Linked DNA regions of Homo sapiens: region 1 is linked to region 2. Evidence: read pairs that join two places in POLR2A ChIA-PET (ENCODE). Cell type or tissue: MCF 10A. All regions are shown on one strand.

The links. ChIA-PET counts read pairs that join two places held together with the same protein. Peaks named below come from ENCODE experiments on the same cell type or tissue, not always from the same donor. Only the 100,000 strongest peaks of a DNase experiment are listed, where the experiment ranks them.
Region 1: POLR2A ChIA-PET joins it to region 2 with 5 read pairs; 2 of 35 experiments call an interaction of 5 or more read pairs at or near these places.

What each region holds. Positions count from the first base shown.
Region 1 is chr15:79,108,772-79,112,771 of GRCh38, forward strand. No RefSeq gene overlaps it. Among named protein-coding and RNA genes, the nearest start is that of RASGRF1, 20 kb to the left of the region's middle. In MCF 10A, no CTCF peak of the experiment used is centred here; no DNase peak of the experiment used is centred here.
Region 2 is chr15:80,007,905-80,011,904 of GRCh38, forward strand. No RefSeq gene overlaps it. Among named protein-coding and RNA genes, the nearest start is that of BCL2A1, 39 kb to the left of the region's middle. RefSeq lists enhancers at 229-398, 2,361-2,420. In MCF 10A, no CTCF peak of the experiment used is centred here; DNase peaks (open chromatin) are centred at 1,967, 2,467 and 3,327.

The DNA.
Region 1 (4,000 bases), 900 kb before region 2:
ATCACACAGAAACCAAAACTAAAAATACAATGCCATTTACCATTGCTAAAAAATAAATTCTTAGGTATAATTCTAACAAAATATGTATAGGACTTGTATGCTTAAAACTGCAGAAGCTGATGAAAGAAATAAAAAAATCTAAATAAATGGAGATATATGATATTCATGGATTGGAAGTCTCAACATAGCTAAGATGCCAATTCTCCCCAAATTGATATGCAGACTTAATACAACTCTATCAAAGTTCAAGCAACATTTTTTCTTTGTAGTATAGGCAGGATAATTCTAAAATTTATATAGAAATATGAAGGACCTAAAATAACTAAAACAATAATCAAGAAGTAGAAGAAAGTGGGAAGAATCAGTCTATCTGATTTCAAGATATTATATAACTGTGTGGTATTGGCAGAGGGGTAGCCACATAGAGCAATGGAACTGAAGAAAAGATCCAGAAATAGACCAAAACAATTATGACCAACTGATTTTTGACAAAGGTGCAAAAGCAATTCAATGGAAGAAGGATAATTCTTCAAGAAAGGTGCTGGAATAATCAGATATCTATAGTCAAAACTATGGACCTCAACTTAAGCCTTACACTGTATACAAAAAAAATTTAACTCAGAATGGATCATAAATATAAATATAACACATAAACTATAAAACTTTTAGAAGAAATTATAGAAGAAAATCATCAGGACATAGGACTTGATGAGAGTAATTTGATATGACAACAAAAATGATTTATTAAAGAAAAATATCAAAAACTTGACCTAATCAAAATTAGAAATGAGATCCAGCAATCCCATTTCTGGGTATTTACCCAAAAGATTTAAACCCAGTTAGTCAGAAATGTCTGCACTCCCATGTTCATTGTAGCACTATTTACAATAGCCAAGTTCCGGGATCAACCTACATGTCAATCCACCAGATGGCTGGATAAGGAAAATGTGGTATATACACACAATGAAATACTATTCAGCCTTAAAAAAGAAGACAATTCTGTCATTAGCAACCACATGGATGAAACTGGAGAACATCATGATAAGTGAAATAAGCCAGGCATAGAAAGACAAATACTGCACATTCTCATCTGTATGTGGAACCTAAGGCAATTAAACTCATAGAAGCAGAGAGTGGAATGGTAGTTACAGAGGCCAGGGGTTGTGGGGAGTGGAGAGATGCTGGTCAAAGAGTACAACATCTTAGATGGGAGGAGTAAGATTTTAAAAAAAAAAAAATCTATTGCATAGCATAGCATGGTGCATATAGTTAATAATAGAGTTTTGTACATTTCAAAATTGCTAAGACAGTAAATTTCAAATGTTCTAACCATAAAAAATGATAAGCATTTTGGGTGATGGATATGTTAATTAGCTTGATTTAATTATTCTCTAGTGTATTCATAAATCATAACATCAATTTGTGCCCCATAAATATGTACAATTATAAATTGTCAGTTTACAAGAAAATAAAATAAAGTAACCAAAAAGATTTAAAATGACCTTGCCAAGAGGATAAAAAGAGAGTAAGCTACAGACTGGGAGAAAACATTTGTAAACCACAAATATTTGACAAAAGATTCATATGTAGAATATATTAAAAAACTCTCAAAACTCAACAACAAAACAACAAACAATACAATTAGAAAATGAGCAAAAAACCATGAGGAGACAATTCACTGAAGAGGACACATGGATGGCAAATGTGCACATGAAAAGATGTTCAGAGTCATGAGGTGTTAGGGAAATGCAAATTAAGACCATGATAGCTATCACTTCACACCTACTAGAAGAGCTAAAATAAAAAACAGTCACAACACCAAATGCTGGTGAGGATGTGGAGAACCTGGGTCTCTCACCATTGCTAGTGAAATGTAAAAAGGGATGACTACCCTGGAAAAAAGAGATTGGCAGTTTCTTACAAAACTAAACATGAACTTGCCCTACAACCCAGAAATCCCACTCCTGGACATTTATCCCAGAAAAATAAAAATGTATGTCCACACAAAAACTTGTACAGAAATGCTTACAGCAGCTTAATTGCAGTAGCCAATAAGTAGAAACAACCAGGATGTCCTTCAATAGGTGAGTGGCTAAACTAACTGTGATACAGCCATACTATGGAATCATACTTGGCAATCAATAGAAATGGACTACTGAGACACATGGCAACCTGCATAGACTTCACGGGTACTATGCTGAATGAAAAAAGCCAGTCTCAAAAGCCAATCTTGTAGATACGATTCCATTTACATAACACTCTAACCATGACAAAATTTAGAGATGAAAAACAGATTAGTGATTGTCAGGGTTTAGAAACTGTGGGGACAGCAGGAGAGAAATCTTTGTAGTGATGAAACAGTTGATTGCAGAGGGGAATCACATGAATCTATACACATGCCAGGAGGGTATAGAATTGTACACACACATTGTACTAATGCCAGTTTCCTGGTTTTTTGTTTTGTTTTGTTTCTGAGATAGAATCTTGCTCTGTCACCCAGGCTGGAGTACAGTGGCATGATCTCAGCTCACTGCAACCTCTGCCCCCCAGGTTCAAGTGGTTCTCCTGCCTCAGCCTCCTGCCCCCCAGGTTCAAGTGGTTCTCCTGCCTCAGCCTCCCGCCTCCCAAGTAGCTGGGATTACAGGTGCCCAGCACCACACCCAGCTAATTTTTGTATTTTTAGTAGAGATAGGGTTTCACCATGTTGGCCAGGCTGGTCTTGAGCTCTTGACCTCAGGTGATCCACCCACTTCAGCCTCCCAAAGTGCTGGGATTACTGGCTTGAGCCACCACACCCAGCCAGTTTCCTGGTTTTGTTATTGTACTGCAGTCATGTAAATGAGACCCTTAGGGGAAGCTGGATGAAGGATATACTGACCCCTTTCTACTCTTATTGCAACTTCCTGTGAATCTATAATTATTTTAAAATAAAAAGTTAAAAATATACATATGTATTAGAAAAAACTGTTCTGATCTATCATAAATGTTTTGTAATCTACTGTTTGTGCCTTTAGTGCCTTGGCATTAAAAGATTGATTAAAATTTTATCTTATAAATTTAAATTTATAACATTTAAAAATTATGGATTACAGATAGATTATATTGCTGTTATCCAGTGTGTTAAAATTGGTTAACACATTGAAAAATTCATTACTTTTAAAAAAGTTATTTTATTTTTATTATTTATTTATTTAGTTTGAAACATTTTTATTTTAATTTTCATGGGTACATAGTAGCTGCATATATTTAATGGGGTACATGATATATTTTGATACAGACATAAAAAAATTCATTATTTTTAAAGGATAGTTTTCAAAGCTATTATTTGTATTTAGTGATATAATAAATGGACATAGTTTAAAAAGTTAGTATCTCACCTCTTCCTATGTCCTGAAATCCATTCACTAGAGGCAACTACCCTCAACTCCTCTGAATTTTCTTCCTTGTATTTACCATGTCCCTAAATGATATGTTTATATGGATATCGTTTTATTCATCAACAATTGATATTATTGGTTTATATTTTGTCATAGTAGATATGAACTTAACTCTCCCACAGCTTTCCCACTGCTAACCTCTGCCTACCATAGTTTTCTCACATTTTGGTCATTTTATTCACTGGTGTATACAGTATTATATGTGTTCAAATATTGCTTCACGATAAACGAAGAGTCCACTCATACAATGTTTTGACGCTGTTTAACTCTTTGTCCTGGAGTTCATAGCTGCCTTGCCTTTGATGTGTCTGCTTTTCTCTGCACCTGTGGCTACACGTTTTCCCATATGCTCCCTTCCTGGTTACTCTTTAGGCCAACTGTATGCATTTTCCTGAGATTCCCCTTCATGGCTGTCCTGTGTTGGAACCCCTGCTTCCTGGAAGCTGTGTCTTTCTCTTTCTTGTTTTACATTTGCTACCTAAAGAAAGGGTGTGTGGGAGACAGAACATTTGAATCTTTGGATGTCTGAGAGTGTCTTGGATCTGCTATCCCTCTTGATTGAT
Region 2 (4,000 bases):
TGCTCAGTCAAGTCACAAGAAAAAAACCACAGGTGATTATTACTATAGTCCAAAAGCCGGCCTTTTCTAATTTGATGTATGGACACATTTTGTATGACATTTAGGAAAATGAGGCGTAAGTGGCTCCAAATGAAATTCGGTCATATATAATTACCACATAGCAAAAGGAATGTAATTCAAAACTATTAAATAAAAAAATTGTCCACATTTGAGAGTTAAAGATCTTCCACTAAGGATAAATCTTCTTTAAAAATATGGTTATTGTGGCCTAGGGGTCTCACTTACACCTCAACAAAGGTAAGTACAATGAAAAGTTCATTTTAACGTCACATTTTATCATGCCCTTGACTGCATTAATATTTCTAATAGCTCATCTCTCTCATTTGAACCCTTCAAGCCTTGGACCACTTGGGGGTTTTTGTTTTATTTACCTCATATCGTTGGAGAGAGTAGTATTTTAGTGATATATAATAATGTCTCAGGCCAGGCGCAGTGGCTCACACCTATAATCCCAGCACTTTGGGAGGCCAAGGTGGGCAGATCACCTGAGGTCAGGAGTTTGAGACCAGCCTAGACAACATGGTGAAACCCCATCTGTACTAAAAATGCAAAAAACATCAGCCTGGTGTGGTGGCACGCATCTGTAGTCCCAGGTACTCAGGAGGCTGAGGCAGGAGAATCGCTTGAACCGCGAGGTGGAGGTTGCAGTGAGCTGAGATCACGCCACTGCACTCCAGCCTGGGTGACAGAGTGAGACTCTGTCCTAAAATAATAATAAAAATGTCCCACTTCCCATTTTCTAGTCTCTCTCTGTTATTGTCAACCCTTTATCTGCAGATGCTTCGACACAGCTATTTTTTCTACAATGAAGAAGAAGCTAATACTATCCTGACATTCTGAAAAAAGAATAATCTCAAAATATACAAACTTTTCTCATAGCTTAAAAGATAACATGAAAAAAATATGTCTCTTCAAGTGACTTTTTGAAATATGTTCACTGGGTATCATATTTTCACATCTTTAACAGTACCTAGCCACCTAACCTACAGAAGTGGAAGCATGGGACCTTCCGACATTCTCTTGCTCCTTGCAGCCCTCAACCTACAAGGAGTGAGTAGTGGGATGGGGAACTTCTATAAAGGCCCCTCAGAACTGGGCACAAACAGGACCAAAGGACCAAAATGGTACTAAAAGGCTGGAGGTAGAGCCAGAGACAGGAGATGCAAACAGAGGTGCCATGTCCAGGATGCAGGAGAGTCCCAGCAGGCATGGAAATGGACTTCACAATGTGGGAGGTTAGACATAAAACCCCATGAGAACCTTCCTAGGGGGCAAGTCAAGAAGCAGAATCAGAGGCCTGTGATCTCCACACTCTGTTTCTTTCTTTTTTTTTTTTTTTTGAGACAGAGTCTGGCTCTGTCGCCAGGCTGGGGTGCAGTGGCGTGATCTCGGCTCACTGCAACCTCCACCTCCTGGTTCAAGCGATTCTCCTGCCTCAGCCTCCCAAGTAGCTGGGACTACAGGCACCCGCCACCACATCCAGCTAATTTTGGTATTTTTAGTAGAGATGAGGTTTCACCATGTTGGCCAGGATGGTCTCACACTCCTGACCTCAAATGATTCACCTGCCTTGGCCTCCGAAAGTGCTGAGATGACCTGGTGATTCACCTGCCTCAGCCTCCCAAAGTGCTGGGATTACAGGTGTGAGCCACTGTGCCTGGCCTCTTTTTTTTTTTTTTTTTTTGAGATGGAGTCTCGCTGTGTTGCCCGGGCTGGAGTACAGTGGCATGATTTCAGCTCACTGCAACCTCCACCTCCCAGGTTCAAGCAATTCTCCTGCCTCAACCGCCCAAAGAGCTGGGATTACAGGCATGCACCACCACACCTGGCTAATTTTTGTATTTTTAGTAGAGGCAGGGTTTCACCATGTCAGCCAGGCTGGTCTCAAAACTCCTGACCTCAAATGATTCACTCGCCTCGGCTTCCCAAAGTACTGAGATTACAGGCGTGAGCCACCATGCCCTGCCAGACACACCCTGTTTCTTTCTTTCTTTCTTTCTTTCTTTTTTTTGAGACAGAGTCTTGCTCTGTCACCCAGGCTGGAGTGCAGTGGCGCGATGTCAGCTCACTGAAACCTCTGTCTCCCGGGTTCAAGCAATTCTCTGCCTCAGCCTCCTGAGTAGCTGGGATTACAGGCACCTGCCACCACGCCTGGCTAATTTTTTGTATTTTTAGTAGAGACAGGGTTTCACCATCTTGGCCAGGCTTGTCCTGAACTCCTGACCTCGTGATCCACCCTCCTGGGCCCCCCAAAGCGCTGGGACTACTGGCGTGAGCCACCACACCCGGCCAGACACACCCTGTTTCTTGTATGAGTTCTGTATTTTTGTGTGCCACACAAGGTTGCTTTGCATTTGGTAGTACCAGAGGTTTAGGTTGGCACCCCCTCAGATGATGACTGAACAGCTCATTGGCACAGAAACCTGGGTGGTACTCTGGGAAGGATGCCAATGGACACTCAAACAATACTCCTGCTGATTTTTTTCAGCCTACTTGCCTGACACTTAACAGTCAGCAGCCCCACTTGACCAGTGTAATGGTTAAAAGCAAGGAGCCACTTTTATGGGTTTGAATCCTGACTCTGCCACTTAACAAGTTGCATGATCTTGGGCAGGTTACTTAATCACTCTGTTTCCCTATATGCAAAACGGGGATAATAATAGCACCTATTCCACAGTGGTGTGGAGATTGCATAAGTTAATACAAGCGAAGATCCTACAAGGCCTGAAACATAGTAAGCACTCAATAAATATAAATACTAGATATTATTGTTGTTTCCACTCTTTTGGAACCTTCCACCTAATTTTTCCTGCCTCCCCAGGATCCTCCAAATTCCTTACTCACATTTCTTTACCACTGTAGACCAAAAGTCCTTATTCTCTCATGTTACCTTACAGTAGCCCTCGAGTTCCTGACAGAAGAGCCTGATTACTTTACAAAAAAAGCCAACCCATCTCATAAACTATAAAACAAAAAAAGATAAATTGGTTTTATCAAACTTAAAGTATTCAAAGGATACTGTTAAGAAAACGACAAGATGAGTCACAGATTGTGAGAAAAAAATCAAAATCTGTATATCTGACAAAGAACTTGTGTTTAGAATATATAATGAACTCTTGTCCTCAGTAACAAAAGACAACTTTTAAACTCAACTTCTAAAAATGGGCAAAAGATATAAATAGGCATTTTGCAACAGATATATAAATGACTAACAAGCAACTGAACAGAGCTCAACATCATTAGTCAACATGGAAATGTAAATTAAAACCACATTGAGAGGCTGGGCACGGTGGCTCACGCCTGTAATGCTGACACTTTGGAAGACCAAGGTGGGCGGATCACTTGAGGCCAGGAGTTCGAAACCACCCTGGCCAACATGGTGAAACCCTGTCTCTACTAAAAATGCAAAAACAGGTAGCCAGGCGTGGTGGCGGGCACCTGTAATCCCAGCTACTCGGAAGGCTGAGGCAAGAGAATTGCTTGAACCCAGGAGGCAGAGGCTGCAGTGAGCAGAGATCACGCCATTGCACTCCAGCCTGGGCAACAAGAGCGAAACTCCATCTTAAAAAAAACAAAACAAAACACACACACACACGCACTGAGAGACTGCCTCTCAATACCCTCTAGACTGGCAAAAATAAAAAAGATTGATAATACCAAGTGTGACGAGGACATAGAAGAACTGGAACTCTCATACACTGCTGGTGGGTGTGTAAAATGGTACAATCACATTGGAAAATAGTTTGGCAGTTTCTTATAAAGTTAAACATAAACTTATCATACAACCACATAATTCCACTGTCAGTATTCTACTTAAGAGAAAAATATGTCTACCCAAGGAAGTCTAGTCAAATTTTCATAGCAAGTTTATTTATAATAGCCCAAAGCTATTATAAATATAATAGCCCATTCAAATGCCATTAACAGGAAAATGGATAAA